Linked DNA regions of Homo sapiens: region 2 is linked to region 1. A link is an interaction called in ENCODE POLR2A ChIA-PET data of the cell type or tissue named here. Cell type or tissue: OCI-LY7. All regions are shown on one strand. Each heading gives the region's core, and the rest is flanking DNA. Links, peaks and the distances in the headings are about the cores only. Region 1 overlaps LOC105376107 (a long non-coding RNA gene). Region 2 overlaps LOC105376107 (a long non-coding RNA gene).

Evidence for each region. Peaks named below come from ENCODE experiments on the same cell type or tissue, not always from the same donor. Only the 100,000 strongest peaks of a DNase experiment are listed, where the experiment ranks them.
Region 2: POLR2A ChIA-PET joins it to region 1 with 5 read pairs; 2 of 35 experiments call an interaction of 5 or more read pairs at or near these places.

What each region holds. Positions count from the first base shown.
Region 1 is chr9:82,089,282-82,094,670 of GRCh38, reverse strand. All of the region lies in intron 1 of LOC105376107 (a long non-coding RNA gene), which reads right to left. Among named protein-coding and RNA genes, the nearest start is that of SPATA31D1, 100 kb to the right of the region's middle. In OCI-LY7, for the core only: no CTCF peak of the experiment used is centred there; DNase peaks (open chromatin) are centred at 270 and 2,850; H3K4me3 peaks cover 1,068 bases; H3K27ac peaks cover 1,106 bases.
Region 2 is chr9:82,149,683-82,155,071 of GRCh38, reverse strand. The region is part of intron 1 of LOC105376107 (a long non-coding RNA gene); the gene reads right to left. Among named protein-coding and RNA genes, the nearest start is that of SPATA31D1, 160 kb to the right of the region's middle. In OCI-LY7, for the core only: no CTCF peak of the experiment used is centred there; no DNase peak of the experiment used is centred there.

The DNA of each region.
Region 1 (5,389 bases), core at 168-5,167:
TCAAGAAAGGCTGTTGAAGCAAAGCAAGGCACAGGACAGTGAGGGTAGTGTAGAAGCTGGCACAGAATGCTTATACTTAAGGACAGGCATAACTTAAAGGGAGTGACTATAGCCTCCAGTAAGAGAAGCACTCCAGCCTGGCTCTTCCCTGCTTCATCCCAATTTCAGCTTTTATCACTTCATGAGAACTGTACCATGGTAGAAGTAAGACCTTTGAATATGCCAGTAATACTTCATCAGATCTGTCCTCTGCAGTCAGCTAGCAACTTCCTATATGTCACTTTCAGTTTGTGGCCCCTGTACCTTAGCTTAGTTGGCCCTGCATTTGCCTCTACTGCCCTCTCTTCCTGACAGACCTATCTTGTCCTGGGCCTCAGTTTCTCAGCTTTTAGAAACTTTAATCATTCTTTGAGGCCTGGCTCAGTCACAGTCAGAATTAGTCTTTCCCTCCTCTGTTTCCCTCCCCTGTCTCCATGAGCTCCATTCTTCTGTAGAGAGCAAAATTAAGGGCTGGGCCAGTTGGGTGGTAGCCCAGAGTAACAATCTATAAGAGGGGGCTTTCACTGAAATAAAATGGTACCATGGTACCCACAAGCAGTTCCATAAATAGCTGAAAATATATACATATAAATTGACCTTAAAAATATGAAAAATCAGCTGGGCGTGGTGGCACACATCTGTAATCCCAGTTACTCAGGAGGTTGAGGCAGGAGAATCACTTGAACCTGGGAGGCAGAGGTTGCAGTGAGCCAAGATCATGCCACTGCACTCCAGCCTGGGTGACAGAGCAAGACCCTGTCTCAAAAAAAAAAAAAAAAAATTGATCTTCCTCATCAAAGCTGAGGGTACACTTGAATAGAATATTAAAAATTCAGGCTGGTAATAATCTCTCCCCTGCTAAATAAATGCAGAATAAATATTTTTTAAATATTGTTTTTTAAGGATATCAAATTATCTTTCCCAGCATCTCTACCTGGTATGATCTGGGCCTGTTTTTGTTACAATCTAACTACAATACAGTTCGTTGCATATCTGCCTTTATCACTTTTATATTTGTATTCCCCAGAAGTTAGCACAGTGCCTTGCATATGGTAGGTGTTCAATTAAACTATGTTAGATAAATTAATTGGTAGTCTTCCTTACACCCAACTATAGGCTATAGTTTAACAGAAATTGGGAAAGAAAGCTGAAAATTATCGCAGTTACACCAAGCTGTTTAATTACCTTAACTCCTCCAGGAAATCTGAAAAAGTAAACAAGCAAATTGAGAGAGATAAACCAGTTCCCTTTGTAAGGATAAATTGTGCCTGCCTAAGAGACACTGCTATGTGAAAGAAGGAAGGAGAGAGATGTTATTCAGCAGAGTTGATGAAAAGCACAGCTTTTCTCTTCCTCCTAAGTTGAACATTGACTAAATGGTCTCATTATTTGTTTTATAATTTTCTAAACCATTACACACAATCACACCCAATGCCAAATACAAATAATTTCATTAATCCAGTTTTGAGATTTTCCACCAGACTCTTTACCTCCGTTAATGCAGAGTAACTGAAAGTGAATAGCCAACATGGTAAATTAGACTAGAAGTAAATTCACCCGTTTGGTTCTTTCCTCCGACTTTCCTATGCTGTTTTCTGTTGACATCTCACCATCACCATAAGCATACACATACAAACACATACATGCACACGTGTGCATAGGTACCCCAAGTAAAATTATTATATGAAATAAATCACCTTCATTACACAGAAAATTACGTCCCATTTCTTAGGTTTCTTATGACATATTCTTTGGATTCAATCAGACTACCAGACCTAAATTCTATACAAGCTCCATGATTTAATATCAATCTAACCTTTGGCAAGTCACATAACTTCTTCTTTGAGTCCCAGCTTTTCTTCTGGAAAATGTTGCTGATGATGTTCATCTTTCAGGCTTTCTGGAGTGTTAACTTGGATGACATAAAAATACCTAGTGCAGTTGCAAACACACAATGAGCACTCAGTTAAAGTGCCCCCTTTCTTACTATCTAAATTTTCTCCTAAAAAGTTGGGTCACATGGTCAATGAATTTCTTTTTTTTTATTTTTATTTATTTTTTTTTTTTGAGATGTAGTCTCACTCTGTCGCCCAGGCTGGAGTGCAGTGGCGCCATCTCAGCTCACTGCAAGCTCCGCCTCCCAGGTTCACGCCATTCTCCTGCCTCAGCTTCCCAAGTAGCTGGGACTACAGGCGCCCACTACTACGCCCAGCTAATTTTTTTGTATTTTTAGTCGAGACGGGGTTTCACCATGTTAGCCAGGATGGTCTCGATCTCCTGACTTTGTGATCCGCCTGCCTCGGCCTCCCAAAGTGCTGGGATTACAGGCGTGAGCCACTGTGCCCAGCCGGTCAATGAATTTCTAAAATAACCAACTATAAGTGTGAAATTGTTTGTATGTACTTAACCCCACGCCCATAGCATTCCCAAGGTTCCTGCTAGCCTACACTGGGACTCCGTGAAAATTAGACCTCCTATCCCCCAACCTTCTACCCTCACCAGTGTCCCACTGAACGCAGCCCTGCAGGCCTACAACTTGTGGAATGGGGCAGGGCCTGAAAGCCTGAGTGTTGCTGCACTCTGAATCAGCATCTTGCCAAACCTTTGTCTTCACCTTATTTCCAATGAACATAAGGGTAGTTCTTCCAATCCAATTTCCCAGGAAAGTTGAGGCAAAATCTCCCGAGGATTCCAGAACTTGGAATTGGTTTACAGCACAGGATGGATGATTTGTGCTGCCACACTCAGTCAGGACCCAGAATATAAATAGCACCAACTGCAAATGAGAAATTTCCCTTCCACCCAGTTCTACTGATGCATATATAATGAGGTGACACTGGGCCTTGCATTTAGGTTTCCTGAGTCACAATTTCCTCATCTACGAAATTGAGTTAATACCTGCCCTATTCCTTACCCTCACCAAACATTATGAGGTCCAAGTAAGTTGGTATGTGCAAACTTTAAATCAAGCCAATATGAGACAATTTATTATCAATTTCTGCCCCCCTAAATTCATCAGAATCACAGTAACAAACCAGCTGCTTAACAAACGTAAAAGAAGCAAGCAAACAAAACACTGTGACTATTATCAAAAGATTTAAGTGTTAACACCCAACCGAGGCATCACCTTTTCTGTAAGCCCATCCCTGATTCTCCATGCCATGTCACCCTCTCCTCAGATGAAATGAACTTGTTCCTCCTGATGTTGCCTCTGCATTTATAGCTACTTCTTTGTTGCACATACCTCAAAGAATTATAGTTAGTTGTTTGCTTGTCTGTCACCCCTGCCAGACTGTGAGCTCATTGAGGGCTGGAGCCATATCTGTAACCTAACCCTGACCTGGCTCACTGCCTGGCACATAAGTCCTACTGTAGGTATCTTCAGAGGTGAAAGGAATGAGGAGCATTCTGACCCGCATTCTTTTCTCAACTCTGCACCTCACTAAGGTCATGAGTGAGCTTGGACAAACTCCTTTTCTTCCATGAAATGAGGACATCAGACTAAATCAAGTTTACAAACTCCTGCTCCACAGGCCCAATCTAGTCCTTCAGACATGGTTTTTGGCCTACATAGTTGATGGAGTTAAAAAGAAACCTCAATTAACTATGAACATTTAGAGAGCAGAAAATTTCATGTAAAACTTGAATTTTTAGCTTCTGTTTAAAAATGAGATTTCATAGCACTGGTTGCAACTCTCTATAGCAACAATGGATGGAGCTGGCTGGTACATCCCCCTCTGAGACAGGCTAGGAGCCACCCAGTCCACCACAGTTCTCTTGATCCAGTCACTCATTTCTATTACCTGCCTCTGTCCTTACATGCATTTCATTAGAGTTTCTAAATGCAATCTAGCTGTAATAACATCACTCTAGGTCTTTAGGAATCTTCTCCTAAACAGATAAACACACATATATTTTTTACCATGCAGACAGGAGGCTCTGAAGCCACCACTCCTATCGCACTACTCACTATCCTCACCCTGGGCTAAAGCCCCTTGCAATTAATGAAAGAAAGGAAAATACATCAAATAGAGGAAAAAACAGGAAGAAGGAGGAGGAGAGGGAGGCTTTAGCTACAAATAGTGCTACTAGAGGTATTATGATATCATGTGTGGAAAATTAGAGAGTTATACAGTGCCAGATTTTCCATACAGCAAAGCAATCATTTTGTCTATGATCCTGGAATCACACATAACAGAGGATGTGAAAAACTGGAGGTTAATCATCAGAAATTATTATGGCTTTGGGTGTCACTCCTACTGGTGTTCTCTCCCTCCTGCTCCCCATGGCTCCCTTGCAAAGAGCTGCAACTAGCAATTTGAAATTTATACACCTTCACGGGAGAGATGCCCCATCTGCAGCATATCCATAACCTCCCAAGGCAAAGCTGCCATTACTTACAGTATAATCAGTAGCACAGCAGGTGCAGAGAGGAGGAGAGAGCTAGGTACATATTACTAAGAAGCCTGATGAGTCCAACATACTGCTCTTCTCTAACAAGTATTGCCCCAGGAAATTTAAAATAGCACATATCGATGTGCATGGCATACATCTGCTAAACCCATGTGGTGTTTGATTGGACAGATCAACACCAACCTAGCCTGCATTTTCTCTCCAGCTTCCTTCATGCTCTGGCTAGATCAGTTTGAGCACAGAGCCCAGCATAAACTCTGTCTTTAGAACGTTTGGCTGGTTTCTTACAAAACTACCCACATCCCTAAATTCCCAGGTTTTCCCCTTTCCCAAAAGCTTCAAGTAGATAACTGAAAGAGAAAATTATATTCTTTTCCCATGCCATCATCTTTTTAGACTAGTATTCTTGTCTCGTACCATGGTCTTTTAGTCTTGAGACTAGTCCCTCAGCTAATGAAGAGCAGAAAAGTCTTATTTTATAAATATTTTTTATTAGCATTTATGCTTCAGAAGTAGAGAATTCTAGTAAGAAAAGTCAATAACAGGCCAGGCACAGTGGCTCACACCTGTAATCCCAGTTAGTCGGGAGGTTGAGGCAGGAGAGTCGCTTGAACCTGGGAGGCAGAGGTTGCAGTGAGCCGAGATCGTGCCACTGCACTCCAGCCTGGGCAACAGAGTGAGACCCTGACACACACACACACACACACACACACACTCAATAACTAGCACAATTAAATTGCAAACTGTTCCACTCTCTCCCGAAATATTCAAAGCAATCTATCTAGGTGCAGCTTTCAGTCAGTTTCTCCATCTCATGAACATTGTTCTCAAAGGTGATAGGTCTGGAGAGAGACGATAATTACAGCAAACCCATTAGCTACATCTCAAAAAGACAGAGTACACTCAAAGTGTACACACTACTGACAATTTATCCACA
Region 2 (5,389 bases), core at 87-5,086, 60 kb before region 1:
ACAATTCATTCTTGAGTTCAACTTCCATTATTGCTGTAGAAGAGAATACTATTTTCAGGATGTGGCATAACATGCTTTAATGCATAAACAGATTTTTTAATGAATGAACAGCTTCAGGGGAGAGACATGAGAAACCAGTGCTTATATATTTCTCAAATATGTGATGCAAAAGAAAATCTCTATTATGCTTAAGACCAAATCATCCCCTTTCCTCTCTCCAACCCCTGTTCCTCTAATCATCATCTCATCTCATGACAACACACCTACCCAGTCATCTAAGATAGAAATGTCAGAAACCTTTGATTTCTTCTATTTGACCACTGGAACTATCATTAGTTACTATGTCATGGAAATTCTTTTTCTTCATATCCTTCTTGAAACTACTCCCCAACCTCAACTACCATAGCCAGTACAAACTCTTACCTGAAATATAGGTCAGCCCTTCCTTCTTCCTGCGTATATTATTCCGTTGAAAAAGGAAATTACATGAGTCTGAGAGAAGTTTATTTTTTACAAAGCCAGTGGAGTTATTACATAGTTTTTATTTTCAAATTGTATTCTGTGATATTTTTCAACATATTCTTAAATTTAAAGGGTAAACTTACAGGCATAAAAACTGAATCTACTTTTTTGCATCTTTCAAATAATCTATTTTTAAAATATTTTCCACATTGCTTCCAAATCTAGAGAATTATTCCAGGAAGAGAATTCCAGGTTAAAATGAGTTACTTCTATAACCCCTCTTCCAAAAAATTCTGTGTATTACACATGTGTATGTTTTAAGTTCATGGACCCATGATTTACAGAAATGGTTTCAACAGTTTTATTTAGATATTATTGACAGATAATATATGCCATGTATTTAAAGTGTACAGTTTGATAAGATTGGGAATATGTACATACATGTGAAACAATCATGACAAGCAGGGTAATTAACATATCCATTATTCTTAAAAGTTTCTCATATTCCCTTATAATTTCTCCTTCATGTGTCCTACATCTTGAGAATCATCATTTCACATATTTTGTCTGAGTGGGTTTTTTCTTGGTTATTTTAGGCAGTAGAGTAAATGTAGTCCCTGTCTCTCCATCTTTTGCAGAAGTCCCTCAGTTAATATTTTTACTATATAATTTCAGTTACTTTCTTAGTGACTAATGTAAGGATTACAATATGCATTTTAAGTAATCATAATCTATTTGAAACTTAAACCAGCTTAATTCTGGTAAAATATAGAAACTGTCCTGTATCCTCTCTTTGTGCCATTATTGTAATATATATTACATCTATGTTATAAACTCAACAATAGTTACAATTATTATATATATAATATCTTATATATTTATATATTATATATAATTTATATATTATAATACCTTTATATATTATAACACCTTTTTAAAAATTTAAGAGAAAAATATTTATGTAATCTTTTATATTTATCCATATATTTAGCTATTTCCAGTGCTCTTTATTCTTGTAAATAAATACATGAATTTCAGTTGCTATCTAGTGATTTTCAGACTAAAAGATTTTCTTTAGTATTTCTTGTAAGACAAATCTGTTAGTAAAAAATTATTTCAGCCTTTGTTTATGTGAGAATGTCTTTTTTCACTTTCATTTCTGAAAAAGTTTTCCTAGAATAGAGAATTCTTAGTTGAGAGTTATTTTATTTTCTTTCAGCATTTTGAATATGTATTTTGCTGCCTTCTGTCATTCATTATTTCTGATAAGAAATTAATTGTTAATCTTATTGAGGTTCTCCTGTACTTGGTGAGTATTTTTGTTCTTGCTGCTTTCAAGACTCCTTCTATCTTCATGTTTCAGTTTGACTATGACATGACTATGTGTGAATCTTTCTATTTATCCTACTTGGGGTTTGTTGAGATTCTTGAATCTGTAGAGTCATGTTTTTCATTACATTTTGGAAGTTTTCTGTCATTACTCCTAAAAATGTTCTATTTCATTCTTTCTCTCTTATCCATCTGAGAATTCCATTACATGTATACTGATAAACTTGCTATTGACCTAGAGGTCTCCAAGGCTCTGTTCATTATTCTTCAATCTTTATTCTCTCCATTCTTCAAACTAGATAATTTCAACTGATTTATTTGAAGTTTTCTGGTTTGTTTTTTTTTTTCAAATCTTCTACTGAGCTCCTTCAATAAATCTTTCTTTATTGTACTTTCAACTCCAGAATTTTCCATATATTTATTTTTGACACTTTGTATCTCTCTTTATTAATATACTCTAATTGCTAAGTAGTTGTCATCATACTTCTCCTTTAGTTGTTAAAACATGGCTTCCTTTAGTTCTTTGAACACATTTAAAATAGCTTCTTTGAAATCCTCTGTTAAATCCAAAATCTGGACCCACTCGGTTTCTGTTGACTGCTTTTTTCCCCTAGGTATGTTTTGCCTTGTCCTGTTGCTTTGTATGTTTTATTATTTTTATTGAAAATTTGATATTTTAGATAATATATTATAGTAATTCTAGATTCTTATATTTTCCCCAAGAGTTAGAGTTGCTGTGTTTTTGTTTTAGAAACTTATCACTGTAAATCTGTAGAATTGTTTCCCCTATGACATGTGGCCCCTGGTGTGTCTGCTCAGTAATTTAAGTCTTGTTTTTATTTTTAAGCTTGGCTTTCTTGAGGTCATCCCTGTGTCTGTTTAGCTTAATAGTCAGCCAATGATTCATCAGTGGTTTTAATCAAACTCTTTGAACCAATAAACCTTATACTGTTAATCACTGGATCTGTGTGTGGGTTCATTCAAAGTTTAAGAACTTTCAGTCTTGCTCCAGCATTTATTTTCTGCTGGGTTCTTGTGGATCAACTCTACAGGTATATAGCCTCCCAATTAGCCAAGGATACGTAGACAGATTGAGCTCTTGATGGTCTCCCATCTACATATACAATGTAGTTAGAAGAAGGTACAGAAAAAGTATCCATCCCCTCTAAGTCTGTCTTATAGCTAGGATCTCCCTGTTTTATTTCTAATTGGCTCGTTGGTCTGGTGCTTGCTCAAACTGGGTTGACAGCTCAGATGAGAAGTTGCTAGCTTTCCTGATATGCTTGCTTCCAAGATCAGTACTTTTACTGAGAATGCTTTTGAAAGTGAGTTTTTCATATTTTGTACAAAATCAAGTGAATCTGTTCTGGCAACAAAGCTTCTGGTTTTCATAGCTTGCCACACACAGTAGAACTACCCTACTAATCAAGCTGGCAAGAAGGGAATAAGGTCCAGTCAATAACGTGATAGATTCCCAATGTTTTTATCTGGAGTTCAGTAGTTTTTCATAAGCAAATGCTTTTCAATTTGTTTTTTACTTTGATTGATTTCAAGGGCCATGTTTTGGGGAAAGAGGACTTGCCTCCCTCCTCATTCTACAATAAAGAAGTTGGGCTTCTTGACTGATTTTTCTATTCCTTATGGATCAATTTTCCTGCTTCTTTGCATGTTCAGTAACTTTTAATTGAAAGCCAAACATTGTGAATTTTACATTCTTAGGTGCTAGATGACTGTATATCCCTATACATATTCTTGAGCTTTGGTCTGAAACACAGTTGATTGGAAATAATTTGTTCCTTTTGTGTCTTTCTTTTAAGCTTTGGTAGGTGGGAACAGGGCAATGTTTTAGGCTACAGCTAATTTTGTCACATTACTGAGTTTAAAGTCTTCTGAACACTCCACCTGATGACTTTCTCCTGTCAGCTGTTCTACTCTAGCTGGTAAGAACAGGAACTATTCCCAGCCTGTGTGTGTTCTGGTGATTATTCCTTCTAATGCTCTCAGCTGGTTCTTTCCATGGCGTCAGGAAGTTTCCCTAATAGCATGTACTGATCATTATTCAGCTAAAGCTTCAAGGGAGACCTCTGCAGATCTCTAAAGTTCTTTCTCTATGCAGATCTCTCCTCTATGGTCCCTTGCCTGACAAACTCTAGCTACTTTCATCTCCCCAGATTCCCAGCTTTGTCTCCTTAACTCAGGAAAACAACTCCACATGAGTTCCCCCTCACATGCTACAATCTGGAAACTCTCTCCAGGCAATAGGCTAGGGTAATCATATGGCTCTTTTCATCTGCTTCCCATCTCTTAGGAAATTGTCTTTTATTGCTTGATGTTCAGTATCTTGAAACCATTGTTCCATATATTTCATCTGTTATTTTGTTAAGCTGATTCAGGTGGGAGGGAAAATCTGATGCCTGTTATCCCTTCTTTCTCAGAAGTCAGGAATGCTTATTTTGATCAAGGGAACACATTTACTTGAGTCTGTTGATTTTTTTCCCTTAATTTGTTTTTCTATCATCCTCCTGTAAACCATTCATGTTAATTGTCACTTGACCCAATCTTAATCATGCAACATGTATTTTTTTAATACTTACTATAGCCAGCCACTGCCCTAAGTACTGAGGATATAGACACAAATTAAAATACAACCACATGCTGAAGGAATCTGTGGCCAGAATCACCGTCCTAGTTTCTCAGTGTTGGGTCATTCAGATGAGCACTCTCTTCTTCCCTCACCCAGCTCCACACACCTTTACCCTACCTACTAGTCCTGTTGCTTCACACTCTGCATTGCATGTTCCTAATTCATTTAGGTAAAGAGAATATTTTTAAAGCCTCATACACCTTTTCCTTTATGCCATCTCTCTCTAATAAAAAGAAAACGTTTCATCTCTCTGTTATGCAGGCCTATATTTATTATGTTTTTCTCTTATTACATTAATTTTATTTGAGCAAAAGAACAACAATCATGTTTAAGCTTACGATGGGAAACAACACAGCAAGATTCCATAAATAGAGTTTAATTGCAGTAATTACTTACGTTAATTATATATCAACTGATTATTTTTAAGACATATTTATTGAGCACCATCAGCTTTCAGAAGTACCCATCATTCTCCCACTATATTTTTCAGATTTTCTACCCATGCTCAGAATAATCAACTATCATCTGACACATGATATAATAAGTACCTAATGAAATCCCAATTAAAATTGTATTTGAGACGCTTAATTTTAGAGATAAATTAGCAATAATTACATGATTCAAGAATCCACATCAGACAGGAAAGACACAACTATATCTTGACTAACTGGAAAGGACAAGCACAGATGAAGCCTTTTAATGTGCTTTCCAAAACCTGTTACAAAACATTATTGTACCTCAGCAGATGGTACCAAGAGATGTCTTTTTATTTTTTTAAAAATAGACAGTTTCCTTTCATACGCTGACTTGAGTGATTTTAGTCCTCATTATTACTGTCATCTGTTAGAGACAGAAAAAAAAGCAGGAGGGAGCATGTTATTTTCCATAAGGCAAGAACATCAGTATGGAGCCAGCCTTTGAGCATACTAAGTTTAATTTACTGAGCCGCAATAC